Regions from separate parts of the Homo sapiens genome. Here region 1 is linked to region 2. Evidence: chromatin loops called from intact Hi-C (ENCODE). Cell type or tissue: dorsolateral prefrontal cortex. All regions are shown on one strand. Each heading gives the region's core, and the rest is flanking DNA. Links, peaks and the distances in the headings are about the cores only. Region 1 overlaps RIN2 (Ras and Rab interactor 2). Region 2 overlaps RIN2 (Ras and Rab interactor 2).

Evidence for each region. A loop is a pair of places that touch in the nucleus more often than their neighbours do. Peaks named below come from ENCODE experiments on the same cell type or tissue, not always from the same donor. Only the 100,000 strongest peaks of a DNase experiment are listed, where the experiment ranks them.
Region 1: a loop joins it to region 2, with 4 times the contacts of the local background. A loop is called at or near these places in 19 of 110 quality-filtered maps.

The regions. Positions count from the first base shown.
Region 1 is chr20:19,828,555-19,844,395 of GRCh38, reverse strand. The region is part of intron 2 of RIN2 (Ras and Rab interactor 2); the gene reads right to left. Among named protein-coding and RNA genes, the nearest start is that of RIN2, 78 kb to the right of the region's middle. RefSeq lists an enhancer at 5,516-6,017 and a silencer at 15,806-15,841. In dorsolateral prefrontal cortex, for the core only: a CTCF peak has its summit at 8,385; a DNase peak (open chromatin) is centred at 8,375; H3K4me3 peaks cover 803 bases; H3K27ac peaks cover 5,923 bases.
Region 2 is chr20:19,880,005-19,895,845 of GRCh38, reverse strand. It overlaps RIN2 (Ras and Rab interactor 2), which reads right to left. Exons shown (of 13, transcript NM_018993.4): 3 at 6,188-6,280. The coding sequence starts at 6,244. Among named protein-coding and RNA genes, the nearest start is that of NAA20, 130 kb to the left of the region's middle. RefSeq lists an enhancer at 9,606-10,106. In dorsolateral prefrontal cortex, for the core only: CTCF peaks have their summits at 7,745 and 9,011; DNase peaks (open chromatin) are centred at 6,175, 7,355, 9,635, 10,495 and 1 weaker place; H3K4me3 peaks cover 5,635 bases; H3K27ac peaks cover 6,250 bases.

The DNA of each region.
Region 1 (15,841 bases), core at 4,751-12,750, 52 kb after region 2:
CAATAGGAAAAATTGTAGCAAAATTAAACACCATTATTTATCATGTTTATATTCGAGTGGTTTCAGTTTAACCTTAAGGGGCTTTGAGCCTTTAGCTTATATCTTAGTAGAATAGTTGGTCCCAGATTCAAAGGCAAGTGATGTTTTTTTATCCCTCACATATCTGAGGTAATGAAGTGTTTAATGAGGGAACTCCCAACAGCACAGGCTTGAAATTACAAACTGTTTCCAATCTTGCCAGCCAAACTGGAAAAACACTCCACCAACATCATTTCTAGAGCTACTCTCCCTTATTTTGGCATTGGAATTTGACATACTGGAGGATTTCAATATGATTTACCATCATATTGAAATTAAAGATTTATTCTTCCCCACTGAAGGTATTTGTACTCTAAAGATTGTTAATTTGCCCAAATCATGTTGTTTTTAAAAGTTATGAATAGTTAATGAGTCAAAGAATTGCATGTTTTATAGAAGGATAAAATGTATTCTTTATAAAGTCAGTAGTTTCTATTTGAAATCATTTTGAGGACTAAAGGTTATTTTTTTTCAGAATAACTTTTTACTTCTAATATGATTAGTTCTTTTCAAAAGAAATTAAAGAAAAGTGACTATATTTTTCAATATTGCTTGTCAGTTGATATTCGCGCATGCTGGTGGATTGTGGTAGTCCAGGCACCTCTTGGAGTTACTGTTGGTTTGGTTCCAGACCACCACAATAAAGCAGATATCACAATAAAGTGAATATTGCAATAAAGGGAGTCATGCAAAGTTTTTGGTTTTCCAGTGCATGTAGAAGTTATGTTTAGACTCTACTATAGTCTATTAAGTACCTAATAACAATTTGTGTATGTAAAAATACTTTATCTCCGAAAAATACTAACGATCATCTGGGCCTTCAGCAAGTTGTCATTTTTTGCTGGTGGAGAGTTTTGCCTTGATGTTGATGGCTGCTGGCTGATCAGAGTGGTGGTTGCTGAAAGTTGGTGTTGCTGTGGCAATTTATTGAAATAAGACAACAATGATGTTTGTCACATTGATTGACTTTTTTTCATCAAAGATTTCTCTGTAGCATGTGATGTTGTTTGATAGCATTTTACCCACAGTAGAACTTGTTTCAAAATTGGAGTAATCTTCTCAAATCCTGCCACTACTTTATCAACTAAGTTTATAAAATATTCTAAATCTTTAGTTGTCATTTTAACACTGTTCACAGTATCTTCACCAGGAGCAATTCCATCTCAATAAACGATTTTCTTTGCTCATTTGCACGAAGCAACTCCTCATTCATTTGAATTTTATCATGGGATTGCAGTAATTCAACGACATCTTCAGGTTCCATTTCTAATTCTATTCTCTTGCTGCTTCTACCACATCTGCAGCAGATTCCTCCACAGAAGTCTTGAGTCCCTCAAAATCATTCATGAGAGTTGGCATCAACTTCTTCCAAACTCCAATTTATACTGATATTTTGACCTCCTCCTGTGAATCATGAATGTTCTTTGTGACATCTAGAATGCTGAATTCTTTTCAGAAGATTTTTCAATGTATTTTGCTCAGATCCATCAGAGGAATCACTACCTATGGCAGCTATAGCCTTACAAAATGTAGTTCTTAAATAATAAGACTTGAAAGTTGAAATTACTTCTTGATCCATGGGCTGCAGAATGGATGCTGTGTTAGCAGGCCTGAAAACAACACGAATCTCTTCTTACATCTCAGTTAGAACTCTTGGGTGGCCAGATGCATTGTCAATAAACAGTAATATTTTTAAAGAAATGTATTTTTTTCTAAGCAGTAGGTCTCAACAGTGGGATTAAAATATTCAGTAAACCATCCTGTAAACAGATGTGTGGCTGGGTGCAGTGGCTTACGCCTGTAATCCCAGCACTTTGGGAGGCCGAGGCAGGTGGATCACCTGAGGTCCAGAGTTCGAGACCAGCCTGGCCAACATGGCGAAACCCCATCTCTACTAAAAATACAAAAAAAAAAAAAAAAAAAAAAAAAAGCCAGGGATGGTGGTGAGTGCCTGTAATCCCAGCTACTAGGGGGTGCTGAGGCAGGAGAATTGCTTTAACTCAGGAGGCAGAGGTTGCAGTGAGCCAAGATCGCACCACTACACTCCAGCCTGGGCAACAGAACAAGACTCTGTCTCAAACAAACAAACAAACAAACAAACAAAAAAAACAAAGAAACAAAAAAGCAGATGTGCTGTCATACAGGCTTTACAGTTCCAATTGTAGAGCACAGGCAGAGTAGATTTAGCCTAATTATGAAGGGCTCTAGGATTTGGGGAATGATAAATGAATATTGGCTTCAACTTAAGGTTGCCAACTGCATTAGCCCCTAACAAGAGTCAGCCTGTTCTTTGATGTTTTGAAGCCAAGCATTGACTTCTCTCTAGCTATAAGAGCTGTAGATGACATCTTCTTCCAACAAAAGGCTGTTTCATCTACAATGAAAATCTGTTGTTTAGTGTAGTGAGTTGCAATTATCAATTATCTTGGCTAGATCTTCTGGACAGCTTGCTGCAGATTCTCCACTGGCACCTGCAGATGGCCTCTTTTCTTAAATCTCATGAACTAACTTTGTTAGCTTCAAACTTTTCTTCTGCAGCTTCCTCATGTGACTTAGCCTTCATATTGACAAAGCTCCCCAGCAGGACCTGCACAGAGTAGGTACAAGGGCAGTTCTGCCTGCAAGCCAGCCTAGCCCTGTGCATCCTTAAATGCTTTTTCTCATTGGTCCCAGTTCCCTTCCCTGATTTTCAGCTGTGGGATGCTCTCACAGGTTTCAGTGTTTGAAAAGGTCACTTTTGTCACATGATAAGCCCCTTTACAGTGTGGATGCCTGGATCATCCCCCAAATAAACATGAACACTTTATAGCAGGGAAAGAGGAGACTCTGCCTTTATGGTTCAGATCGTCATTTCAATGGTGGCCTTTTTAATTCCATAAGCTGGCAAAATCTATGGGGCTGCGTTTGTTACTCCCAACTCCAGGTGAGGTTATAGATTTAATTCACTTCAATAGAACTGAAAGAACAAAAGCCAATTCATGTTCAAGCCAGCACTGCCAAAAAAATCACAGTAAAGTCCTTTTGAAAAAACCCTTCACCGAGTGTGGTGGCTCACGCCTGTAGCCACCTCACTCGGCTAAGGATTTTTTCAAAAGGATTTTACTGTCCTTGGGAGGCTGGGGTGGAAGGAACACTTGAGGCCAAGAGTTTGAGGCTGCAATGTGCTATGTTCACATCTGTGAATAGCCACTCTCACTCTCACTCTTGGCAACATAGTGAGACCCTATCTCTAAAAGAAAATAAAGTCCTTGCCGGGTAGTTAACGAGGGATTGAAAATGACCCATAGGATCAAATGTTCCCTAAAGAACAGATAACTTTTGGAGAATAAGAGAGGCCGAAGAAAAAAGAGAAAAGTGAGACAAAAGTCCACACTGGAGATGATGGAAACGTTCTTACATGTGGGTTATGTCTCATCTCTCAACAACAAACTCTCTTAACCAGTTTTCAAGATTTGAAATCTGTGAGTTCCTAGAAAGAAAAGACATTTGTTCATCAATTGCTCTGGATAACTCTGAGCATAATGAGGTGCCCATGAAAGGAGCTTGTGGAACATGCATGAAAAATGCTCTACGGGTCCCCAGGAAATGGAACTGTGTGGATTCAAGGCTTTGTCTCTCACTGCCCATCCTGGATGAAGATGTTCTCCCAGCACTTCAAGGCGTGACTGAACGTAAGGGCATGTAAAGACAATTCCTCAATTAACAGAAGTGGTTTCTGGTTGGCTAAGGGGCATGGGGACTTACCCTTGACAGAAGCCCATGAACAGGCTATGTCAACAATGATAAGGCATTCCTATAAACTGTGGGGAAGGGCTCTCTATGGAAAGGAAATGACAATGTGTGTTTGCGCTTTAAAAAAGAACATAAGAACAACTCTTTCTTTTAACTTGTGTTTCCCCAAGTTGCCTGCTCACGGTCACGCTGGTGAAAATCAGGCACCTTGTAAGGATAGACAACCAACCAACCGCAAACTGCTGCCCAAGTATGCAGTGCTGAGCGTGGCCACTGTCTTACCAAGGTGTGGCACCAGGGAAAAGGAGTGGGGAAGGAAACCCTGAGACCCAGACTCACCCACTTCCACTGGCAAACCTTTGTGTGACCAGGAATGTTCTCTCCAAGTTTCTGTTTCTCTGTTTGTGAAATTTGAGGTTGGAGTTGGCTAAAACTAAAAGTGTTCAGCTTTTTCCTTGATTATAGAAATAATAACTACTCATTGTAGGGAATACAATAAAGCTGGAAGAAGAATATCAAAAACATTGATAATCTTGCCACCTCGAAGTAACCACTGTTATCATTTGGTATATTAATTTTAGGCAATTGTCCTCAAATACATGTATTAACATATTTTTTATAAATAGCTACTCTTTCAAATTCTTTGCAGTTCTAAGGCTTTACTGCTGCAGGAAAGGCGGGTTTCAATTTTGCATTTACAGAAGCACTTTTGATTTAAAGATACTGCTTACTCTCACTTTAAACATGTCAGTACTGTACATTTCAAATGTCCCATTGGATTTGAAGCCAAGTGTTTTAGATAGGATTCATTCAGAGGGTGAGTGGGAAAGGGGAGGACCTTGCTAGCCATATTGCACAAAGAAAAGTGGAGAGGGAAGGGGTACAGGGTTGCAAAGGTGCAAGAAGAAAGGCCCAGGAGAGAAACCAGAGGTAAGGGTGGAACTAGATCCTCCAGGGGGAGGTGGTAGAGAGAAGGAAGGAAAGGATCTTCTCTAGCCAAGCAATTCTCTTAAGACAGAACAGACTCTGAGTGGGTAAATAGCCCCTGGTAGAGAAAAGCATTAAGCCAGGGACCCAGAGACATGGTGAACTCCATCACTTAGGTGGTTTTGTGACTTTGGCTGGGTTATGGAACCTCATCGAGTTTCCATGTCTTCATCTGCAAAATGTGGGCAGCAGGTCCTGCTCAGTCGCCACACTGTGGCTGGTATGATACGGCGGATCTAGCCCATGAAAGCTGTAGGCAGGTTCCAGGGCATGCCCAAGGGCAAGTTATTCTCACTGCCATGAGGAGGGAGGTCCCATCCTGGCCTTTATTCATTTTCCTTCTCAAGTATTTATGCAATTGCGTACCAACAAAAGGGACTTTGTGCACAGTAGCTTTTCTCACCGGTTTTGTTCCTCCCTTAGAAACCACATGGTTGTCAGGCAAAGGTTAAAGCTGACAGGGGGATCGTAACAGATGCCAGGGAACATCCATGAGGCGCTGAGCACTGGGGCTGCGCAGACTCTGATTTGTGCTCCTCCCACTGCAGAAACAATCTCACCCAACAGTCCTGCTGGAATCCTGTTCCCAATCATCAGGTTGGTCCACTCATGGATGGATTTAAAATGATCCTAGAGGCCTCCCGGGCCATCCAGGCTGACAAGCTGGTGTTGTCAGGCCACTGGGTGGAGGTTTGGGGGCTGGAGAGGAGGCTCGGGTGAAGTCTCGGGGACCCCAGTGTGTGGGGAGGCGGTGGTACCCTCAGCACCAGCCCTGCACCCAGAGTTACTTCCCACACTAGAGAAATAGACGCCGGAGTGCAGGTGTGCAGAGACTTGCCAAGCTATCCAAACAGTGCCAAACCTGTCTGCAAAAGACTCATCCAGGCCATTGGTTTAGATTTCACCACAGTTGGGAGTATGATTTCCTGTAGCCATGCGGGAAAGAGACCTGACTGGAAGCAGCCAGCTCCAGCCCCCAGCATGAATCCCAGTGATAAAGGGAGTGGCTACAGCCACACACGATCCTCCCAGGGTCACACAGCATTATTCATAATAGCCAAAAAGTGGACCCAATCCAAATGTCTATAAATTAATGAATGGACAAACAGAATAGGGTATGTCCATACAATGAAATATATATGTAGTTATAAAAAGGACTGAATTACTGATATGGGTTACAACATGGATGAACCTTGAATATGTATGAACCTTATAGTACGTAGATCATACTTTAATTTTTAGAAAGTACAAAAAGTAACAGTCTTATTAAAATTAACATCACTCTTAAACTTGATTGGGTAAATTAATTAATTAACCAGGCCATATCTCTCTTCCTCAAGACACAAAACAAATGCAAGCTTAGTTCACAATATCCTATGCAATGTAGTATGACTGATCTTAGACTTACTTATTGCAGAATCTGTTTAAAAAGAAGTCAGAATGTAACTAGCAAAAGTTACTTCATGTTAAAAGAAGATGGAAATAGCCTTCCAATGAGAGAAGATATGTTTTTGTTTTTTAACTAAAATCTGAGGATAATTTTTTAATTAAAAAACCCTCTGATTTTTGTGAAGTGACTGTTTTAGCCAGCTGAATAAATTACTTTCTTTTTCTTGTCCCCTCCACTCAAAATATGTTTCAGATATATTATAGTTAAGTCAATAAATAGTGAAACCAGATGAAAATATAGGCGTATGTCTGTCTTATCTCTGGATTGAGAAGATAATTCTCAACATTCACTCCCACAAGAAAGGAAAGGAAAGGAGACAGGGGAGGGGAAGAAAGAAAGGAAAGAAGGATGGAGAAAGAAAAAGAGAGGGAAAGGAAGAAAGGAAAGAAAAAAGAAAGAGAAAAAAGAAAGAATCAAGGAGAAAAAGGTTGACAAATTTAATTATATTAAAAATAGTTATCTGTATATCAGCATATATAATAAACAATTAAAAAGCAAAGCAAAAGCTTGGCTTATCATTTGCTAAGAATTTATAAAAGATAATATACTTAACTTATAATGAATTTAAATACAGCAATAAAAACTCTAGTATCCCAATGGTGAAATTAGAAATTTTGAATAGAAAAAACACAGGATAGAAAAGACATGTGATTAATTTGAAAATGTTGAAACTTCCTAGTAACAAAAACGCAAATTAAACTGACAACAAGAGACTATTTCTCATTTGTGAAATTAGTGAAGATTAAGAAAGAGATAATGCTTCCCTGTGGATTTCTCAGAGCCTTTATTTTCCCTGGAGGTATTTTAATTTTCTTTGAATAGTTCATGTGTATTGAGTTAATTCTCAAGTATATTATTTCCTTTTTGCTGCTATTACATGAACAGATTCTGGGCTCACACTGAGCTGGGTTAAAACCCAAGCTGTGTAATTCACTCTGTGTGTGTGTGTGTGTGTGTGTGTGTGTGTGTGTGTGTGTGTTGGGGGGGGCGGTGTGTGATGTTCAGTGTTACTTAATCTCTCTGAGGCTTAGTTTCCACACATATCTGCAAAATGGGGATCATTACAGTACCCATCTTACAGCAGTGTTGTATGGAAATTATATAGATAAAGCTTTAGGGGAGGTGTCTGCACATGATATACAATAAATGGTAGTTAATACAATGGCGCAGTGGCCAGGATGAGGCTCTTTCAATATCTTCCCATTCCTCTAAAATTAATACTTGTCACTAAGACTCTGATGCATTTTTGTTGCTTTTTATAATAATGTGATTATATACCTTGAATTTGGCAAAAATCAACAAAAATTTATTTAAGAAAATAGTTAAGTTCAGCAAGATTATAGGATGTTACCTATAAACGTAAAAATCAACAGCATTATTTAATGTTAGTAATGGAACAGAAACTCATTATCTTCCTCTATCATAACAGCTACAAAAATTAAATAGATGAGAATTACATAATTCAATAAACATAAGAGCCGTTCAAAATTATATAACCCTAATAGGAGAAATGAAGAAAGATTTAGATAAATGGAGAGAGAGAGAGAGAGAGCTCATGGTCTCCTAATTGGTAGATTAGAAATTCTATCCATGAAAATATTCTTTAATTTACTATCAATATTTAATGTAATTCCAATTAAAGTAGGGACATAACTGTGAGGAATTAAGTTAGATCTAATTAGTCCAATTTTTCTGAAGAAGGAGCCAGTGATCTGTAATGAGAATTACAAATCTTTTCATGCTCTAATATTTAAGTTACTAATGTGGAAATTGAGGATTAATCCTTTAATTTAGTTTTGGTGCGATGGCGTCATGAGGAACTAGTCACTTATGAATTCACTCAAATTTTAGTTAATTGAAACAAGAATTTACCTGGAAGAAATGGGGATCTCTTATGTTCAGTGTTATAATCGCTGGAGCACTCAGTGCATTAATTCTGTAACCCATTTTGCCTAGTGGTCTGCAGTCGACATGGATTGTGCAGCATCTGATGTCACCAGATGATACCAGTCGTGGGAACAAAAGTGGCTGAGCTCAGACCACTGCTCTGTCCCTAAGTGCTTGGTGCAGAGCTCAACTCTCCCTCTGGGATGCAGAACAGGGCGACTTATCTGGTAGCCCGGAATACCAGATGGCCTGGCCATGCCCCAAAGGAACAAAGGCAGCCAGTCCCGGTCCTAGCACAGTGCCCAGAGCTCAGAGGAATGTGTGACAGGCAAGGACCCTGGATTCCCTCATCGACTGTCATCCTTAGAGGAGCAAGATGCACTCTCTCCTTCTGGCCAGGAACCTTTCCTTCTGTAGCTTTTCTGCAATTAAACAAGTTCATGGAGAGGAGAGATTTTCCTACTCAGCCTGGTTCACTAAACGGAGTGCTTGAAAAAAGCTTGAAAAAATTTAAATAATTCTGAGCATCCACTCAACTTCCCATTCATATTTGCTGTTACTTAAGCAAAGCAATGCAGGCCCGAATTTCAGGGAAGACGGCTTTTGAGATAAACTGACTTCTTTCTGTTAACTAAATATTTCCTTACCATTTGCCTTCAGGTACTGATTTATTTACCTTAGAGTATAGCTTTTTAAATGCTGATCTTTTAATTGCCTCATGTAAATGATGTGAAATTCGGTTTACTCCTTTTATAACTCAGTAGACTTTATTTATGTCCTTTTTTATCTGATCTCGTTTAAAGTAATATAATGATTGTTATTGAAGACTTTAAAATATTCTGCCCTCAAAAAATTTTAATGAAGTTGAAGGCAAAAACATTTACACATGAGCACTTCAAACAATAAAGAAGATTTATATACATTCCACACACATACCTATAGATACACACATTCACCACCACCACACACCCACATATGTATATGTATATAAACAAAACAATGTGCTATAATTTACACAATTACTAGTGCAGACATGAAGAAAATGATAGATGCAATGTGGGAGTTAGTCTAGGAAATCCCTCCCTTCCTTCTTCCCTTCATTCCTTCCTTCCTTCCTCCCTCCCTTCCTTCCTTTCTTCCTTCCTCCCTCTTTCTTTCTTTCTTCTTTCTTTTTCTCTTTCTTTCTCTTTCTCTTTTTCTCTTTCTTTCTGTCTTTTTCTTTCTCTTTCTCTTTTTTCTCTCTCTCTTTTTCTTTCTCTCTCTCTCTTTCTCTCTTTCCTTCCTTTCTTTCTTTCTCTCTCTCTCTCTCTCTCTTTTCTTCACAGGGTCCTGCTCTGTTGCCCTGGCTGGAGCGCAGTGGCTTGCTCTTGGCTTATTGCAGCCTTGACCTCCTGGATTCTCTTGCCTCAGTCTCTCAAAGTGCTGGGATTGCAGGTGTGAGCCACTGTGCCTGGCCTAGAGTCAAGTTTTAAAGAGAATGATGAACATTATTTATTATACAACTTAAAAGACAGAAGATTGGGATGTCAGGTCTACATGTTACCACAAAAGATAAGAATAATACAAAAACAAAAGAAAAAACTAAAAAGACCGAAGATCATTCTATTTTCCTAGTTTGCATATTTATGAAATCTGAAGACTAAATACAGCCAACAGGGCCAGCCATGAGGTGCCTCCCTTCACACCAGTATTCTTGATTTGCTCCTCCACTTTTAAGGGGGTGGGAGGGCAGGAGGAGGAGCCTGTCAGGGAACCAGAGCGTCGCACTGGGTGGGAGGTTGCAGCTGTGGGGCTGAATGCTGCTGCTTACTAGCTGTGCGATTTGGGTTAGGCCATTTGTCCTTCCTGTGCTTAGCAGGGTACCTGGCACCAAGCAAGTGCCCCATAAACATGGGCTATCCCTTCTCCCTGCTATTGTCACCCATAGGCAGCTTCCACTTTGGCAAAAATGGGTCCCAGTTGCATCTTCCCACTTAAGCAAAAAGCTGAATGAGGGGATGTGAATTTGCTCGTAGGTAATCTGCTGCTCATGCCAGTGGTTTATTTCATGTTCTTTATAGGTGGAATATTTAGGGAGCTGCCTATGGGCTGATCCATTAACTAGGCTCTGACAGTCTGTACTAAGGAGATTAGCAGGAGTCACTAAATGATCCATAACCATTACACACACTAGGGGAAAACCTTGCACCCAGCACAAGGTCCCTCCACATTTCATGTGATGCTTAGTTGTGGGTTACCAGGCCACTGGGGGTCTCACTCACAGGGGATCCTTGTGCAGGCGATGTGGTGGAGGAAAGCTCTCAGGAGAAGGGGACGGGGACAAGCAGGAGGGGGCAGGGGAATGGGACCTCAGCAGGATGCCAACCTCAGCCTAAGCCTGCAGGGAGCTCTGGGGTTTGAACACAGATTTGGTCCTGCACTGGGGCGAGGGGACTGCACTTTTGCACCCCTGTGCTAGTCAGCCACGGGCTGTGGGCTGCCTTGCATCTCATAGGGGAGAATCTCCTGGGGAGGGAGGCCAGTTAGCAGCCACCACTCCTAACACGGTGGGGCACCAGCCCAGGCTTGAAGATCTGGTGGGGCCCCAAGCGCACTGCTACACTCACTACTCATATAGAGATACCTTCTGTTCTCTTCCTTGTGCATGTAAGACCATAAAACCAAGTAATTGAGAGCAAAATATTCTTGGCATTCTTGCTATTTTAAGAGCTCAACACGTTGTAAACAGTAACTCAGAAAAGCTGAACACCAAGGGACATTTGTACTTAACTGGCTTTTAAAAAATATAGGTTTTATGTGGACACGGGAAGGGGAACAACACATACCGGGTCCTGTTGGGGAGTCGGGAGTGAGGGGAGGAAACATAAAGGATGAGTCAATACGTTCAGCAAACCACCATGGCACACGTATACCTACGTAACAAACCTGCATGTTCTGCACGTGCATCCTGGAACTTAAAGTTAAAATATATATATATAACCTATATCTATCTATCTATATATAGATATAGGTTTTATTATGATTTTGTTTTGGCAAGACCAGCATATCAGGAGATGACTATCATTGAAAAGACGGTTTGTTACTCACAGATCCCAAGAGGAGGGCTTGCCACGTTGTCAGGGGCCACACAGGGAAGCACCAAGGTCTGTTAGAGGCAGAAGGTGAGGGGAAAACTGTGGGCGGGAGCTTTCACTGTGGTTTCCGTGGGGAGGAACATGTAGGGCAGGGTAATCCGGCTTAGGAGTGGGTGGTTTGAATAATTTCATTAGGCTCTGGAGCATAGGGGCTGCTGTGGTTTGAATGTCTGTGCCTCCTTCAAAATTCATGTTAAAACTTAATCCTCAGTGCAACAGTGTTAAGAGGTGGGGCCCTTAGGAGGGGAGAAGGCCATGAGGGACCTGCCCTTATGAATAGATTAGGGTCTTACCAAAGGGCTTGAGGAGGTGAGTTGGCCCTTTCTGTCCCTTCTGCTGCATGAGGACAGAGCATTCGTCCCCTCCAGAAGATGCAGCAACACCTGGAAGCAGAGAGCAGCCCTCACCAGACACTGAACCTGCTGGTGTCTTCTTCTTGGACTTCCTAGACTCCAGAACTGTTAAGAATAAATGCCTATTGTTTCTAAGTTACCCAGTCTGGGGCACTGAGGGACTAAGGAAGGGGCTGTCCCTGGTTGTCTGGTACCTGGCCCCGGGGTGATCAGGGCTGGTGGGTCATGGCCCGGAGGGTGGGAGCACATGAAAGAGGTGGCTGGGATGTGGGCTACAGAGTGGTTGGTTTGCCTTTGAAAGGCGTGCTTGAGGGTGAGTCTTTTTTACTATTTCCAAAAATTAGCCCTGGGAGGGACAGTGGGGAGCAAGAGGGAGGCAGTCTAGGGAGGTGGGGAGAGCCATCGGGATGCCACACAGGTCTTGTCTCTGTAAAGGAGAGTGGGGAGGAAGGAAGGTTGGGGACAGCATCCTAGATCACCATGCTGGCTTAGAAAGGTTGGCAAGGCCATCTGGGAGTCACAGAGCCAGCGATGACTATCAGAGGCCGCCTGCGTCCTTGGGAATGTGCTTGCCTTAGTATCCCCACTGGGCTCAGCCACTGGCTTAGAAATTTAGTGATGGATTAGAGAGCACAGCAGGTGGTGCCCTCGGCCAGTCACGTCCCCTTTAGTTGCAAATCTGCAGATACATTCTCACCACCACACAGTGTACGGATGAAATGCATTGAAATAGGTGAAGCCCTTGGAACACTGCCAGGTACATGGCGAACACTGTGTAAGATCTGCTATCATTATTATTATAATTGTTATTATTCATTGCTAGAAACATTATCTGTATGGTAGAACCAATACATGCATTTGTTTTTGTTTGTGTTTTGCTTTGTAGCTATCTCCTATAAGAAGGAGAATCCATGTATTTTAAAAGTCTATGTCTAGGGTGATATGAACTATTACTATTTAACTTTCCATATGTATTTATTGTATCTACTACAATAAACTTGCAGAATATAGCTCTTATATTTCTTTGTCCTCCCTGGAACACTTACTGTATATCCAAGCTCATTGTACCTGCTCAACGAATGTTTGCTAAATAAACGATGGGTTCAAATGTATCAGGGAAATTACACTGATATAATCTCAAGTACTTGACGGGCTTAACTTTATCTTTGAAATCAGTTCATAAAACAATCTCGGTCTACTCTTCCTATTCAGTCACACCTATTTATTTTCCCAATACTTTAAAATAAAAAGTTTCAAACAGAGTGAAATTGAAATAATTTTTCAGTGAACACTCACATACACACCACCAAGATTTTACCACTGACATTTTACAATATTTGTTTTATCCATATTTTTCCATCTCTACCTCCCTCTACGCATCCCTCAATCCATCTTACTTTTGGTGCATTTAAAAGAAAAACTTGGATGTCTGTACTTCCCACTAAATACTTCTAACATACATATCACTAACTAGAATTCAATTTTTTCAGGTTAAAAAATGTTAATGTAAAAATTTATGTTACGTTTTTAGACGAACGAAACTACTTCCAAGCACCAAGTACCAGACATCTCCTTGCTGAGAGCAGTTGGCAGCTTCACATTTCTAAGGTGAATTGGGTGCCCTGGGAGGGTGGAGTATCTACCCGGAGTGTGGCATGCTGGGGCATCTGTGTACTTCTAGAAGAGGCTGATGGTCATGGGTTGGGGTCTCCCAGAAGCAGACTTGGAGACAGAGTTTAGGGTACAAGAGACTTATTAAGGAGCGCCCGTGGGATCAGTGCCTGTGGAATGGGAAGGAAGCAGGAGTGGACACGGGGACATGGAGATGAGGTTCAGGATTCAGGATGAGTCAACCTTATAGGGGTGTCCCGAGGTGGGGTGAGATGGCTATGCCATTGTACCCCCACCAGCATCAGTCATCGCTGGATGTGGGTATCCCTGGGCATGGCATGACCCTTGCCTAGGCAGCCCCCTTCAGCCAAGGTACCCCTGCAGGGGCTGGTGGCAGCTATAGACTCCCCATGGTCAGCACTCCCAGCAGCCGGGCAACAAGTCCCTCCTTAAGGGGCATCTGGTGGTGCATCACAGTGTCCACCATGCTAATGATACTGCATTCATTTTAGCAACACATCATGTGGCAGTTGTTCATGCTTTATTCCACAGCAACAGGAAATTCCGGCCCAACCTCATTGAGAGTCCTGGAAACTGAATGACTGGCCTTGAGTAGGTTGTGATAAACATTTGCTGGTATGTTATGCACTGTGGGACATGACATTGGAAAGGGCTGAGGCTTGTGGCTGATGGTCATATTATTAAGGTATCCCTCATGTGGCAGGAAGATGCTACACCTGAGAGTGCAGGGGGTCTTCACCAAACTGCACAAGAATGAAGCATGAAAGAGAGGCCAAGAAAGGATTCTAAGGTCATGCCATGTAAGTAAAAGAAGATTTGAGGCCTGGCATAAAAGTTAATGAAAAGCTAGCTTGGCTTTAGAGAACTTGGTAAAAAAAAATGTGAAGCTAGTTAGAGAAACCAGCAGTCTCATGACCTCACACAGTCATCAGGATTGGCCTTGGCTAAAAAACAAATGGTTTCATAAAAATGATATTTTAAAATGCAAATTTCATCCTACTCTCCCTTCCTTTGGAAAATATGTCTTCCTGAGGTGGACTGCTATCATTTGGGTATCCCCCAAATCTTTTGATCACAATCCGTATTTTGATAGTGTCGTTCAGGATAATTTCTGTCTTTCCAACATACGATGCAAAAATAAGACAACAGAAACCTCATTTTCTGGCCTCCTTGCTGCTGGGATATGGCTACGTGATTTAGATTCTACCACGCAGATGGGCTCCCACAAGGCTTTGTTGGGAACTGAGTGATGCAGGGAATGAGACAGAGTCAGGGGCATCATTTTGTGGTCAGGGGCCATGGCAGAGCTGGAGTTGCTCTGAGCAGCAGCCCTGAGGGGGTCTCCCAATTCAGCAGCTTCCTGACCCCTTCCGTAGTGGCCAACCCCTTGGTGGGCTGATTCTGGTGGGCCATTCTGGGAGTCACTTGGGAAGCCCAGCCTAAACCCCACTGCTTGATCCATCCCTTGACTTTGGGAACTCTGTTCCTCAGTACCCCTCCCTGCCTAAACCAGCTAGAGGCGATTCTCTAGTATGCATCTAAAAACCCTGACCAATACATTTCCTATAGTCACAACAGTGGATTTTTGAACTTTTTAAGCCGGCACACTTTCATCAAACACAACAGCCTATAGAAGCCCAGTATACAACGTAGATGATATACAAAATTGTTCTTCCCACCCTCCTCACTCTAGAGCTCTCTGTTGCTCCTGTGAACTCACCCCTGGGAGAAAGCATAGTTATTACAGAGGGTCCTTCATATACTGGATTCAATCCATTTTTTTTTCTTTTTTTGGCTTCATCTCCTATCATGCCCCCAAAGTCCTACAAATTAATAAGTTAATCCAATTTGCAAGCACGCCATACAACTTTGGGTTTCCATAACTGCTCATCTTCTCTTCTGTCTTCCTGGGATGTCTGTCATGAGTAGATCTGCCAGGAAAATGCTCATGTACTCTTCAAGAACCCAATCAATCAGAACCTCCATGAACCTCTCACCCAAAGCGTCCCATCATATAGGTGGCAATTTCAGTAGCCTCTTAGCATTCATGAGCCTACTATTTCCAGAGGTAGCTATTATTCTCTGCTGAGGATCCCAGGTAATCTGCATGTTTGCTGAGGCACAAATTTGAATCATTAGTATATTAAACGTGGTGAAATGCCCTGGCTTTTCCTTTCCTTCCACCCACCCTATCAACCAGGGCTTCACATGAGCCAAACCAAGCCTAGCAGGAAGCCAGTTAGCAAAGGGAGCCTCAGACGACGTAGCCGGTTGGACCATCCCAATGATCATACAGAGCAGAACAAGCAAAAATGGACCTAGGATGGTGGAGGAAATGATCAGCTCTGCAGAACTTCCTAGGAGTCAGCAAGATCACAGGGAATGGGACACTCGGTTAGAATGCAACCAAGAGATGGCATATTTTATCATGTTCCATTCATAAGAAACATATTTTTTCTTTTCTTTTGGAGAGTACTAAGCTGTCTCTGTTAAGTCAAGGACAAATAAATCTATGCACCTACATAATGGTTTTCATATTAGAAGATAATGGAGATGAATGGAGGAATAGAATAAAAGGGCTACTGTGA
Region 2 (15,841 bases), core at 4,515-12,514:
GTATAGCCAGATTTCAGCAATGTAGTTTCTTCAAAGCTAGTCGCAGGTCTAGTCTTTGTGGTGTCAGAGAGCTCTTCTGTTATTCTCTGAAATATAATGACAGGTTTTCTGTTTCTGAAACACAATCGTGATGCACCTTCTTATCCAACCTGTGAGACATGACCAAAGAGGGCCTCTCAAGTTGGGCCTCTGCTGCTGGGCTGGGCCTTTGAATGACCCCGGTTGGTTCGTGAACCTAGGTTCAGGGATCCTTCTGCAGCATGAGTGGTTTTGAGGCCCGGGAGGGTAGGATCCCTGTAAGCTAAAACATGTTTTCTTCTTGGTCTAGTAAGAGCAACTCTCAACTCTCACCCTGTCCCAGAGGCCAAGGAAGGTTAGAAGGCAGCCACTTAGAAAGGGGGTACTCTACACACTTGAGGCTGGGGAGGGCAGGCTTGCTCAGGAAGCCCAAAGGTATGCCGGTAAGAAATTAGAACTGTCGACCGGACAATTCACCCTGGTTCTCTTCTGGCACCATTCTTTGCTATAAGAGGATCCCTCTCAGGATCATAGCCGTGATGACAAATGGAAAGAACAAATCCCTTATGGCAGAGTTATGAATTGAAGTTTATTTCCTGGCACTGCATTGAGACTACAGCTAGGCCTTCATACATAACATTTCTCCCACAGTTTGATCTTCAGACAAAACTAAAGGAAGATACCAGCCCAGCCCATGTGAGCTCTGTTGTCAGTGGATGAAGTGGGTCTAAAGCCTGGAAGGGTGGTTGGGAGGCTGATGGTGGGGAGGGGTAAGGGATAGGGTGGTGGGCAAGGCTGGAGGCAGGGATTGGTGGGTTTGGACCCCAGGAGAGACTCACGATGCTGCAGAGGCAGGACCGGTGGAGGAAGAGTTCCGGGAAAGTGGAAGCACAGCCTGAAAATCTTTGAATGTCAAGGTACAGACTTGGTCCTGTGCCCAGCAAGGAGCCAGGGTCTTCAAGCAGGTGACATGGATCAGTAGAAACATGTACAGTGTTGGTGTGGGTGGATTATAGGCATCATTTATAATGCCCACAATGGAAGAAGGAGAACCAAATGAAAGAATGAGAACCTAAACTGGATGGGGAGGATAATGACGAAAAAGAGGTCCAATGATTGCCTTCCAATTATCTCTGCTTTACACAAAGTCACATGAGCACTAATAGCCAAGTGGATATAGGATAGGAAAGAAGGGCAAGGACAGGATATAGGACAGGAAAGGTGGTTATAGGACAGGAAAGAAAGGCAAGGACTTTGGAGACATGAAGAGGATTTAGGCCAGGGGTGCTGGCTCATGCCTGAAATCCCAGGGATTTGGGAAGCCAAAGCAGGAGGATTGCTTCAAGCTAGGAGTTTGAGGCCAGCCTGGACAACACAGAGAATCCATCTCTATTTTTTTAAAAAGAGAAGTTATTTAAAAATTTAAAAAAATTTTTTTAAAGAGGAGGATTTGCCAGCATTGGGAGCCTGGATGGTAGGGAGAGTGGGGGTGGCTTGGGGGTAACTATGGGATTCAGGGAAAGCGGGGATCAAAGATAACTTTGAGCATCTCTGCCCCTAATTCAAGACTACCAATAGCTTTCCCAGCCTAGATGACATCTTTCTTATACAAACTCTTTCGTTCAATGTACCTTTGAAATGTGATAGCAGTAGGTGTTCACATTTATTACTTAAAAGCAGGTAACTTTGGCTACCATGTGTAGGGTGTTACCCCTTCTCCCCACCACGTGTTTTGTTGTTGTTTTTGTTGTTTTTTGAGACACAGTCTTGCTCTGTTGCCCAGGCTGGAGTGTGGTGGCACCATCTTGGCTCAGTGCAACCTCCATCTCCTGGGTTCAAGCCATTCTCCTGCCTCAGCCTCCTGAGTAGCTGGGAATACAGGCGCCCATCATCACACCTGGCTAATTTTTGTATTTTCAGTGGAGACAGGTTTCACCATGTTGGCCAGGCTGGTTTCAAACTCCTGACCTCAAGTGATCTGCCCACCTTGCCCTCCCAAAATGCTACAATTTACAGGTGTGAGCCATGGCGCCCGGCTCTGCCATATGTTTTGTGGAGCAGGAAGATACCACTTTTCCCAGATGGTTGTGGAAAATTAACAATGGTGCTGTGAGTGCCTGGAAAATGGGTTTATCTGCATGGATGGATGTGGTCGGAGCTTCTGGGATGCGATTCCACAGTAACCACAGGGCATCTCAGTGATCCCAGAATGCTCAGATAATCTGTGTGTTATCCACGCACCTCATGTCCTCCAGCCTATCTGAGTCATGTCCATGAGCCAGGACAGATGGGAAACCACAAATCACTAGTAGTGCTAACTACTAGTGGTTAGCAACTCTGGCTTAGAAACACAAACTGGATGGGGAGGATAATGATGAAAAAGAGGTCCAATGATTGCCTTCCAATTATCTGTGCTTTACACAAAGTCACGTGAGCACTAATAGCCAAGAGAGGGATAATACTCATGTGGAATTCAGCTGTGAGCCAAGAATGTGACCAGGAAACCTCACGCTTTATGAAAGCATCCTCTCCAATTGTATGGCATCACTGGTATCTGCTGAGAAGTGCGTTGCGGTAGCATCAAGAGTCACTCCAAAACTTAGCTCCAACCATCTTCCTAAATGGTATAATGTCGACCTCAGCTCTCAAATCGAAGTCCGCTTCCTTGGGAAAGATTTCTCTGGAACCCCAGATTAGGTTATATATTCTCAGGGCTCCTTTTACATCTCCCATGAAGCATTTTTAAAACATGATTTATAATTATGTGTCTGGTGCTGTGATTATTTGATTAATATCTTTATTTGCTACCAGACTGAAAGCTCCATGAGGTTAGGGGTGGCTTCTGCTTTTTCTCTCCCTGGCCACGTACAGAGCTTGGCTGCTCATGGGCGCTTAATAGGTGAGAACTGAAATAAAGCATGGTGAGTCAGAGCAGGGCCAGTGGGTCCCAGAAGGTGGCCACTGGGTGACAATCCATCTCAGCACCGAACTCCCCTCCAGCTTGTTACAAATGAACCTGCAAAGAATCAGTACTGAATGTCCAAAGGGCAGTTCACTTCTCCTCACAGAGAACTACATGTGAATATTGGTGACTAATTACGGAATAATTGTTACAGCAAAGAATAACCATGTCTAGAAGGAAGAGGAAGGAGGCTGGGTGCGGTGGCTCACGCCTGTAATCCCAGCAGTTTGGGAGGCCAGGGTGGGAGGATTGCTTGAGCCTGGGAGCTCCAAGAAAGAAAGAAAGAGGAAAGAAAGAAGTATAAAGTAACTATATCATTTACATGGAGCATCTGACTTAAATAAATTAAACAAGGCTGGGCGTGGTGGCTCATGCCTGTAATCCCAGCATTTTGGGGGCTGAGGCGGGTGGATCACGAGGTCAGGAGTTCGAGACCAGCACGGCCAAGATGGTGAAACCCCGTCTCTACTAAAAATACAAAAATTAGCTGGGTGTGGTGGCAGGCACCTGTAATCCCAGCTGCTCGGGAGGCTGAGGCAGAGAATCGCTTGAACCCGGGAGGCAGAGGTTGCAGTGAGCCGAGATCGCACCACTGCACACCAGCCTGGGTGAAAGAATGAGGCTCCGTCTCAAAATAAATTAATTAATTAATTAATGAATTAAACAATTTAAACTCTGCCAAAAACACAAAATTACAGACAAGTTAAATAGTGCAGGTGCCTTTGCCAATATTTTCATGGGTATTTGACCCAGGAGAGGTTACATGGCAGATCTCACCCTTGGCGGGGTCAGGCAGACCTCTCACCTCTCACCTGATTGGTTCTTTCCTATAGCATAGCCCAGAAATACAAGTCAATGACTTAACTGCTGTCCCACTGAAAACTCAAATAAAAACAAATATGATTTTCTTAGAACTGCAGGAAAAACTGGCTACAATGGACTTGATGATAGGTAGTACATTGGGCCCCTCAGGGCACCTTCCTAAGAAATGTTCAAAGGCAACTTTATACTCCATTTTCTTCTTCTTCTTCTTTTTTTAGATGGAGTCTTGCTCTGTTGCCCAGGCTGGAGTGCAGTGGTGCGATGTTGGCTCACTGCAACCTCCTGCAACCTCCACCTCCCAGGTTCAAACGATTCTCCTGCTTCAGCCTCCTAAGTAGCTGGGATTACAGGTGCAGGCCACCACACCCAGCTAAGTTTTGTATTTTTAGTAGAGATGGGGTTTCGCCATGTTGGCCAGGCTCGTCTCGAACTCCTGACCTCAAGTGATCCGCCCACCTAGGCCTCCCAAAGTGCTGGAATTACAGGCATGAAGCACCATGGCTGGCCTCCATTTTCTTCTTTTGCCTTGACTTTAAAATCTAACTACTATGTAAGATACGGCTCCACTGTGCTTCCTGACCATCATAAGGTGGTAATTATGGACTAGCCAATATTTAGGCTGATCTAGACAGTGCTTTGGGTTAAGGAGAGGTTTTGGATCATCCCTCTTAACAGGGGGAAATAAATATCTCAGCATCAGATGCAACTCAGGAACCTGGAGGATGACAATTGGGCAACCTGGTGGGCTTAGCTCTTGATCTACAGAGGACTTGAGGAGCTCCTTACTCTCATTTGCCTCCAATGGGTGGAGGTTATACAGGTTTGATCAAAACTGAGTAAATCATTTGAGAACTGAGACTACTTTGTCCACAAAGCTTAACTATTAGGATTGATAATTGAGACCATCTGTGTCAACATAACGTAACTCATTCTTCCAGGATCTTCTTGCCCAGAAAATTAAGACTGTAAACCAATAAATAACTTCACTGTTTGTTGCAGGAAATGTCTACACACTAATTTGTCCTGGCAAGCAATTTGCTCACCTGGGAAAACAGCTCACTTATCAAACAAGGGTTTACTTGTCAAGAGCCACTTCAATATACTAGTCTTGCTGTATCCACCAGTCCCAAGCTATTGTGGCATAGACGTCACTGAAATCAAATTAGTTCTCCACCTTGAAAAATGCAGCTTGAAGGACTTAGGCCTAGATCCCCGAATCCTATAAATCTGCCTCTTAATCTCCCCTGGCTTAGACATGAATAAGACTGTGTCCTGGTGATGTTCTTCCTTATTTCAGTAAATCTCATGAACTTTGCTTTATCAGCAGGTTCTTCTGATGGTTTTTTTTTTTTTTTTTTTTTTTTGTAGAGTCAACAGTTGACACAATATATCAGTTTTGGTCTCTTGGAAACAGGAAACATGTAAATAAGTGTTAATAGATACTTCCAACCCATAAAGGTTGGTTAATTGTTAAACATAGTCACTTGTCCTCGGTAATAAAATCTCCTCCGTCTTCCTCCTCTGAGGACAAGACCTGGTGTTGGAACACTGCCTATGACAGATTTCAAGTGCATATTTTACCTCCATTTTTCTACCTTTTTAAACATAATTCTGTATTTTCAAAATTTTCTATACTGAGGATGCCTTAATTCGAGGGTGAATGAAAGGAAACAAAGCAAAAAGCCACAAGAGGGGAATTGATTCCCAAGTGTAAATCAGAAGCGACCACCAAGTCTTCATTAAATACACACACACAGAGTACATAAAACACCCATTTAAAATCTTATCTCATTAAGCTAGCAAGGTAATTTAGTCCCATTAACATCAATATGAACACAGAAGAGTTAGACAGTTATAATCATGCTTCCTCATTATCATAAGAAGCCTTTGGGGATGTTTGATAAAATATACCAGAAAATAATATTTCATCATTCTAAGGTGCGGTCCAGGAAGCTGTTTTTTGTTTGTTTGTTTGTTTGTTTGTTTGTTTTGGAGCCCTTCAGTGATTCATACAAACAAGCCAAGGAGAGAACACATGGACGACAGCATTGATTCACTGGAAAGCAAAGTACAGCTTCCACCATAAAACCCTGCAGCTGAAAAAGGACAAACTGAGCAGCTCTCAAATAAAGACAGCCTCAGCCGTCTTGCACAGCACGGCCCCTCTCCGTGCCCGAGTCCTGTGCCTGTATGAAAGCACTAAATCACAGACCCCGCAACCTGTTATAAGCCCTGGTAACAATCAGCAGCTGGGCTCGGGCAAGCTCCCTTAGCCGGTGCTGGCTCAGAGAGCAGACTTCCCTCAGCAGCTCCATGGAGCACCGCAGCTCCCAGGCTCAGGCAGCAAGCCGACGAGTTGAGATCCCAATCAAGGCTTCCTTTTACCTTAAAGAAACTTCCTCGCTTGTCCAGACCGCGGGCGCCCATGGTCCAAGCTGTCATTTCCCCCAGCGAGGCTCCACTGCACGCCGGGGACTCCTGAAGGTAGAGACATTTTTAATGGTTAGTCCAGCCTGTAGGAAATTCCTTTCTAAGCCACAGAACACTCACAACAACAGTCCTGCCAAGATCTTTTTCCGTCAACAACACAGTGCCATTTATTTCCCACCAAGGCCTTACATCTCCCTTCAGCCCAATTTCCTGTCCCCACCAGCGCAGTTCCTAGACTGCCCCACCTCGCCAGCCCACCTCCCACCTCTGCCACTGACGTAGAAGGTCCTTGGGACTTCAGGAAGCCTAATGATTACTTTGTGTGTTTCACCTCCTGCTGAAATGTGAACAGACCCAATATTAGATGTCCCCATCATCTGCACTGGAAGTTTATAGATTGAATGTGGCTGATCACAGAGGGACAGCTGAAGAAGGAGGTTCTGTACATCCCAGGAAATCCTGCTGGAAGGGGGTGAGGTCATCCTTAGCTCTGCTGGCCTCTCCCCCAGGCAAGGTCAACAGAAGGGCACTGGGAAGAAATTGCTCTATTTTTCCCTTAGAAATCAGAAATATTTGGATAAAATCCTGTCACTGTTTACAGGGATCAGTTCACGGAAGAGGACAACATGTAAACAGCTTCACGATCATCCACAAAAGGGGAGCTGAACGTAGAGGAAAACTCAGAGGCAGGGTAACAACACAGTTCTGAATTCTAACTGTAGCTTTTTGGGCTTGGAATTTCCCCTGCTAGGGCATCAGATCCCAATAATTCTTCCCTTTGGGTCACAAAGCCTTCAACATTCAGTTCTAAGTTAAACATACACACACCTCTGCCAGCTGACCTGGCTCAGGCCTTCACGCATTGAGGGGGGCCTGGGGGAGCAACCCCAAACCCTTCCTTACCCAGTGACTGTCCCAGGATCAAGTATAAAACCACCCTGTCTTTCCTCATTCATCCCTTCTCGCCATAACATGCACAGGAGGTAGCTCATGCCAACCGTGACGGACACAGAGGAAGGCCAGTGAAGGGAATAGTGAGACTGTCTCTTGCACCATCAAGGAATATTCAAAGTGGTTCAGCTGCAGGGGTGGGTAGGCACTGAAGCTAAGGCAGCTGCTGCTGCAGGTTCACTGAGGCTGTTTCATTATTAGCTGAGTGGCAGAGAGCCAGCGACACAAACAGGACATTGAGGGCGATATTTAGGGACGTTTCAACAAGTGGAAAAGCATGAATCTATAGCTGAGAAGTGCATATCAGTGAGTGAGCAAGGATCTTTGCACAAAGGTTTTTTTCGGCCCCACGATTTACACCCCTGCTTGCACTCACAGTGAGTTGTGATGATCTGTGCACGGAATCCCATCTAGAAAACAATAGTGACACAGAGCATCCCACCCCTCCTTCCAGAACCATCGTCTCTTTGTGTCAGTGCTCCGTGCTGTGGCCACTTTAAAGATTTGACGGGGTCTTCCCTGTGTTTCTTTCCACTTGTGATCCTGCTGGGATGAAGGCCAATGTTCCAGAAACCTCCTGAGAAGGCAGTGTGCAATTTTGCTGACTCTAGAAGTTCAGGTTCTGGGGTTCATCACTCATTAGCAAAAGGCCACAGGTTGGAGCAACTCCAGAAAGAAATCACAGTGCCATGCTCAGAACTAGGGACGGAATGGGAGCCACACTGTCACCTTGGGGAGCAAACCATGACCTGTTTAGACCCAGAAGCACACAAATAAAAAAGCATACCCTGTTTTAAACCAGGCCTAATGTCTGGAATTCTTTTTATTTCAGACATTTCTTCGGCAGGGGATTTGATGTCACCTGGCAGTTCAGGAATTGCTAAACGAGAGCCAAGACTTCATTCCTCATCCAGACTTAAGTTCCTTTGTTCTGTTCTGAAGTTTTCCATATACAAACTCTTTCTGATGAGCCAGGGCAGACAGGGAATTTTGCCTACAGCATTGGAGCAGTTTAGGTTCCAGAAATGTACTAGTTTATTTTAATTAGCTGCCTGAAAACTTCATGTGTACCCTTTAACCTCCAGCAGTCCTCAATTCACCATCCAGTTTGAATTCTGCTCAGGGCAGGCAGATCCATCACATTTCAAAAGATGCAGGTGGCATCTCTCCTTCATAAGCTGCTCCAAGAGGGAAATGAGAGCAGGTGACAGGAACACACTGCCAGGTGCAGCAGCAGGTACATCCCATGGGATTAAATGCTGGTGGCCATCCAATAGTTCAAGCAGACAGTACATAGCTTATTATTATTTTAAAAAATAAAGTCCTTGGCCAGAAAAACAAAGTTCTTGGTCTGTGCAGTGGCTCATGACCAGCATTTTGGGAAGCCAAGGCAGGAGAATCACTTGAATCCAGCAGTTTGAGACTAGTCTGGGCAACATAGCGAGACCCTGTCTCTAAAAAAAATTAAAAAAAAAAAAAATAGATGGGCATGGTGGCATGCTCCTGTAGTCCCAGCTACTCAGGAGGGAGGATCACTTGAGCCCAGGAGATTGAGGCTGCAGTGAGCCATGATCGCACCACTGCACTTTGGCCTGAGCGACAGAGTAACACTCTGTCTCGAAAGAAAAAAAAAAAAGTTCTTCAGGGCCCCAAAAGAGTTCTGGTTTAAGATCTTTCTGTAGTAGCTATAGTTAGCTATAGTTTTCTTCCCCAAACCATAACCTTAGACACCTTGACTCAATATTGACAGCAATTTAATACCATTTAAAACGATAACTTCTCTTCACCTGCGCTTCCCCATGCCTCCCCACAGATGTCACCCCAGCAGCTTCATCCTAAAACCATCCCAGTAACAGGCTAGACTAAGAAACAAAAAGGGTACCGTAGTTTGAGAGGCTGTGAAATTCCTCCAGACTTGTACCGGTTGGAAGCTTGTTCTTTTCCTGGCTTCCCTGAAGGGTAAAGTGGATTCTTGAGAAAATGAGTCCAACATGTCCAGTAGATGTTTCCAGATACTAGCTAAAAGCTAGCAAAAAAAAAAAAAAAAAAAGAAGAAGAAGAAGAAGAAGGCAGCCCTCATAGGACTAAGGACACTGCAAACATTTGGGAGCTGCCAAGCCCTTTCAACAACACCACTGAAAGAATGTAAACGGAGCTGGTCGCGTTGGTCGGCGCTAATGGACAAAGGCAGGAAGTGACTATTCCTCATTCTCCTAGAGACACCAGCCTCTGTCACTTTATAGTAAACTCAGTGGTGGCTTTCCGTGTGGCCCCAAGAGCGACTGCTGTGGTAAAGCAAAGTCTGTCCTTAAAAAGCAGAAAGGATTCCTGCGTCCCCTGGCTGGGCTCCAGGCTGCACTGCCTGCCTGCTATGTGAGACCGCTGGAGGCTGGCTCCCCAACCCATTCTACTGACAGCCACTGAGGCCAGGAGCTGAGGCTGCCACCTGGACCCTGGCTGTGGGCTGGCTGACTGGGGTTGAAACACAGAGTCCCCGATTTCCATTTCACTGATCAATGGAACTGGGTTGAGTCACTGGCATTTTCCCAGCTTTTGCTGCGCCGGGCCACAGGCCAGATCTTGGCAAGATACAGAGCTTGAGAAGGATTAAGGACAGGCCTGTTCCCTCCTCTGCCCTCCCCCGTCGCCTATTCCCCGCCCACCTCTACTGTCCCTTCCCCACCCTTCCCATCCCCTCCGCTCCTCTCCTCTTCTCTTAATTTCTTTAGTCCAACGTAACCTTCCTATTTTGGGGGAAGGATTTTATTTTATTAATTGACCAGTAAAAATTGTATATATTTATGGTATACAACATGACATCTTGATATATATAGGTATACATATTGCAGAATGGCTAAGTGAAGCTAATTAACATATGCATTACCTCATATGCTTTTTTTTGTTCTGAGTGCACTTGTGCACTTACAATCTCCTGTCTTCGAAAATTTTCTTTTCTTTTCGTTTTTTTTTTTGTTTGTTTGCTTGTATTTCTTTTTCGAGACAGGGTCTTACTTTGTCACCCAGGCTGCAGTGCAGTGGCACCATCTCAGCTCACTTTAGCTTCCGCCTCCAGGGTTCAAGTGATTCTCCTGCCTCAGCCTGCAAGTAGCCAGGATTACAGGCGTGCACCATCATGCCTGGCTAATTTTTGTATTTTTTGGTAGATGTGGGGTTTTACCATGTTGGCCAGGCTGGTCTTGAACTCCTGACCTCAAGTGATCCACCTGCCTCGGCCTCCCAAAGTGCTGGGATTACAGGCATGAGCCACCGCTCCCGGCCGCAATTTTCAAATACGCAATACATTGGTATTAACTACAGTCACCGTGTTGCACAATACGGCTCTTGGACTTTTTCCTCCTTCTGAACTGAAAGTTTGTATCCTTTGACCAACATCGGCCCAATCTCTTCTCCTCTTGCCCCCACCCCAGCTTCCTATTTTATGCTATTTTATTTACTTTAGGTCACAAGTGCAAACCCACAAAAGAAGCAGCAAAAGCAATTATATTGGATTCCACTACTCACAGTTCTGACTTAATAGACACTTAGTGTACTCAAGTCCTGGATTCTCATCTCCGTGCTGCATGAGGTTGGCTACAGAAGCTTTCTAATCACAACCTTCAGTTTTTCTTTCTAGCCGTTAAATGAGGCCGGGCAGCACGGACTTCAGTCTCAGTAAACAAGACCTCGTTATTGTAATTATTTTACAGCCAAATTGACTGAAATAGGAAAAAGTGACTCACCCTAGAGGACCTGTCAGGTCAAGTCCGAATCTAAGAAATGCATCTCACTTTTTTTGCCTGGTCGCTTAACCAGCTCCCAGGGAGACAGGTCATCTCTCCTTTTAATGCTTTTTGTTTTTTTCTAAGAGAGGTAGGAGGAAATGGAGGTGGCTCTGTGTCTGGGTCCAGGGAAGTTCTCTGAATATTTCCATAATTATCTTTGTATTACTCAATATTTTACACGTTGGACAGACAAATGTTATTCCAGGATCAGACTTGACAATTCGAACTATGTGAATTGAAAGAAATTTTTAAAGTGTCTTGGATCACTGTTTGACACAGGTTTTCCCTCACCCAACAGTCATTTTAAAAAAAAATTTTAAGTTTGAAGGTCATGAAAACTTTCCATTGAAAAGACAAGCTAATTTACGAGAAAGAAAGAAGTCATATGGAAAGAACTGTATTCCCAGCCCCCTTACTCAACAACAGTGTTTTAATTTTAATTTTAATTATTGTTTTTGAGACAGGGTCTCGCTCTGTTGCCCAGGCTGGAGTGCATTGCTGCAGTCACGGCTCACTGCCCCTCAACCTCCTGGGCTCAAGTGATTCTCCCACCTCAGCCTCCCGAATAGCTGAGACTACCAGTGTGTGCTACCACATTCAACTCATCTTTTTATTTTTATTTTGTAGAGACCAGGTCTCCCTCCCTATGTTGCCCAGGCTGGTCTCAAACTCCTGGCCTCAAGCAATCCTCCCGCCTTGGCTTCCCAAAGTGCTGGGATTACAGGCGTAAACCACCACGCCTGGTCCTAATCCTATTTAAAAACTCTTGTTGGCCAGGTGCTGTGGCTCATGCCCGTATGCCTATAATCCCAAGCACTTTAGGAGGCCAAGGCAGAAGGAATGCTTGAGGCCAGGAGTTTGAGACCAGCCTGGACAATATAGTGAAACCCTATCTTTCACATAAAAAAATTAAAAAGTATTTTAAAAATGTAATTAGGAACAATGTCCAGTGCCTCAATTTTTCTAAGAGTAACCTTTTTTTTTTTTTTTTAACAAGGTGGTGTGAGGTGCGGTGGTTAAAACTCCTTTCTACCACTTACAGGACTGGCCTGTAAATGGGGTTAATTCTGGTGGAAGTCCATCCCTTCTTTCCTTGGAAAACTGGTTCACAGACTCATAGAAACTCTCACCTTGTCCACACCACAGAAGCCCTGCTGGTGCCCATGTAGTTACTGGCCATGTGACCACCCGAGGGCAACAGGTGGGCTCCTCTGCTGGTTAGAAAGTCCTCCTTTTCTGACTGGACATGGTGGCTCATGCCTGTAATCCCAGCACTTTGGGACGCTGAGGTGGGAGGATCACTTGAGGTCAGGAGTTCAAGATCAGCCCAGGCAACATAGGGAGACCCTGTCTCTACAAATAATAACAAAAACATGAGCCAGGCATGGTGGTGAGTGCCTAGGGTCCCAGCTACTTGGGAAGATGAGGCAGGAGGATTGCCTGAGCCCAGGAGGTCAAAGGTGCTGGGAGCCATTATCGCTCCGCTGCACTCCAGCCTGGGTAACAGAGAGAGACCAGGTCTAAAAAAAAAAAAAAAAAAAAAGTCCTCTCTTTCTGGAGTAGGAAGCTTCTCTCACCTCCTATCCAATGCCCTCATTTTCCCCCTTGGGCCATTTAAGAATTAGCCTCCTGAGGCATCCCTCTTCGCCACCCCTGCAGGCATCCCTTATTCCTCTCTTGACTGATGGCTTCTCCTGCACCGGTGGCCCAGGCCTCAGGGCTGATGGACTCAACTCACTTGGAATATGATTGAGCAGGGAAAGAGGGGTGGCTTCCCCTTGGCTACCCGCAAGGTCATTGAAAAGTCTGCATACAGTTGACCCTTGAACAATGGATGGGGTAAGGGTTCTGAGCCGTCAAAAATCTGAGTACAACTTTTAACTCCCCCAAAACTTAGCTACAAATAGCCTACTATTGATCAGAAGCCTTACTGATAACATAAGCAGCCAATTAACCCGTATGTTATGCATTCATAAGATACCTAGCATTGTCTTAATTTTTTTCAGTATTTCTAGGCTACACAACTTGTGCGTTTTTTTCAAATTGTTGCAAATCTCCCCCAGAATTTTCCAATATGTTTATTGAAAAAAACCCGTGTATACATGGACTAGTGCAGTTTGAAAACCTGTTTTGTTCAAGGGTCAACAATATTTCCAAACCTCCTCACTCGAAAAGCTCCATGTGATCAGTGGTCACACAACATATGTGTGCAGTAACTTCATGCAATACAGTGCAGAGGTGTCATAAGCCACCTCAGCCCGTAATCCACAGAATCCCATGGACAAAGAAGCCACACACACTGGGACTTCCTCAGGGTCTACTCATCAACCTGTTAGCAGTTGAGTTTAGAGCTTTCTTTTCCAAGGCTCTCTGTCCATGATGGTAAAAGAGTCTATGTAGGTGATTATTTTTCATTAGAGGTTGTAATCTGGCAGCTTTGGATTTTGTGTGTGGTATGACAGTTTTTTCATATAGCTATTCATTTAATTTTAATTTTATAGAAAATAGTTTTAGGGATGAATACTTTCCTTGTAAACTTTGTAAAAGAGACATGATTGATCAAAAAGATTTTTGTCTTCGTGAAACTTTACTGTTTAAGATTCCTGCTCTGTGAGGTGTTGGCTGTTTTCATTATTTCTATGAAGTTCCAAATTCCCTGGGTTACATTTGGAATGTCCGAATTTTGTAAGACTGATGCTTCCGTCACTTGTTCCATCATAACAAGTGTGACTGGGTGTAGTTAGTGACAGCTGTCATCAGGTTTTCTTCTACCAGTATCATTTTTCTCAGACCAAGTTTTTTTCACTTTCCAAAATTACAAGCAAGATAAAATTCATCAATTTATGTTTGGATCTATCACAAATTCTGTTGAGTGCATCTTCACCCATTTCATTCTGAAATGGCTACAATACCAGTGATTTTGTAATTCTTAGACAGTCAATAATGAAAGTAGAAGCAATTCCACAGAAACTCTAGGAATATTCTTTGGCCCAGCAATGGAGTATTGAAATTCTAAACACAATACTCTTTATTCTTACAATGTTTTTTGTTTTGTTTACTAACAGCCTATGTCATTAGTGGAGTAAAGAACATAAACAAAGTCCACAGGGTTACATGAAAATGTCCTGAGTCTATTAGCCAGGTGTGGTGGTGCATGCCTGTAATTCCAGCTGCTACTCAGGAGGCTAAAGAGGGAGGATCTCTTGAGTCCAGGAGATTGAGGCTGTGGTGAGCTCTGATTGCAGCACTGCACTCCAGACTGGGTGACTCTGTGAGGGGCTCTGTCTCTTTTAAAAAATAAATAAATAAAATACAATGTTTTGGGTCGAAATGTCATGACAACCAGTGCTATGAAGGAAAAAGAGAGGAACATCATCCCTATATAATAAATTAGCCTCTAGGATACATCTTGCCTGGAATCTCATGTACTAATTTGCTTCTTTTCCTTCATTTTGACCATGTATATGCTGATGTCTTTCCAAACTTTCCCCTTCACCATCAGGGTGTTTACCCTTCCCTTTAGTTAGTGATGCGCAGGGAAATGTTTAACAACTGGCTTTCTGGGAAATAAAAGCCCCGGGTTTTAGCATTTGCCTATTTTGTGGTGTAAATACTCCCATCATGGCTGGTTTCAAGCTACCAGTGTGACATCAACAGACTTGGAAAGTTCATGAAATTTTAACAATCAGCTCTAGTGAGCAGGGAGAACCAATTCCAGGTCACCACTATATTTAATTCACTAATTCTAAACCACAAGGTCTCTGAAGAGGTGGCTTTTATTTGATTCTTCATACACTTAAGTAATAAAAGATAGCAAAAGTAAGAAACTAGATCTCTAGACTGAAACCAGTGCTTTATCCATGAAACCACATTATTTGTCACTAGTAGGACACGAAATATTTCTGGCTCTCATCTTAACCAAGTAAAATGCTGCCATCGGGAATAGTTAAAGGAAGCCATATGTTCGGTCTGTTATTTTAGACTTAGTGGGTTCCATTTCTATGGAGGTTGAAGAGAGAAGAAGAAAAGATCTTCCTTTATGGAACCAGACATTAGAGATCTCATCTGCTTGTTCACAGTGGTGTCTTTAATACCTTACGTGCTGCCTGGTACGTATGTGCTCAGTAAATGTTTGCCGAATGAGTAAGTGCATAGGATTTTACAAGGAAGTCATCTAGGCTAAAGAGAAGGGTTTTTAAAGAATGACTTTCTCGGCTAGGTGCAGCAGCTCACATCTATAATCTCAGCATTTTGGGAGGCCAAGGCAGAAGGATCTCTTGAGCCCAGCAGCACAGCAAAACCTCATCTCTACAGAAAATTAGCTGGGCATGGTGGCATGTATCTGTGGTCCCAGCCACTCAGGAGGATGATGTGGAAGAATCGCTTGAGCCTGGAAGGTCAAGGCTGCATTAATCATGCAACTGCACTCCTGCTTGGGTAACAGAGTGAGACGCTGTCTCAGAAAAAAAAAAAAAAAAAAAAAAAAAAGAATGACTTCCTCTAAAGCATAAGATGATAGGAAGAGCCATGCTTATCTTTAAGAATTCCTAGGACAGATAAACGCCAGCAACACACATACCATGCTGTTGACCCACAAAACATGCTGGAAATTTTTTTTTTTTTTTTTTTTAAGACAGAGTCTCACTCTGTTGCCCAGGATGGAGTACAGTGGCATGATCTCGGCTCACTGCAATCTCCACCTTCCTGGTTCATCAATTGTCTTGCTGCCTCAGTTACCTGAGTAGCTGAGATCACAGGTGTGCACCACCATGCCCAGCTAATTTTTGTAATTTTGTTAGAGACAGAGTTTCACCATGTTGGCCAGGCTGGTCTTGAACTCCTGGCCTCAAGTGATCCGACCGCCTTGGCCTCCCAA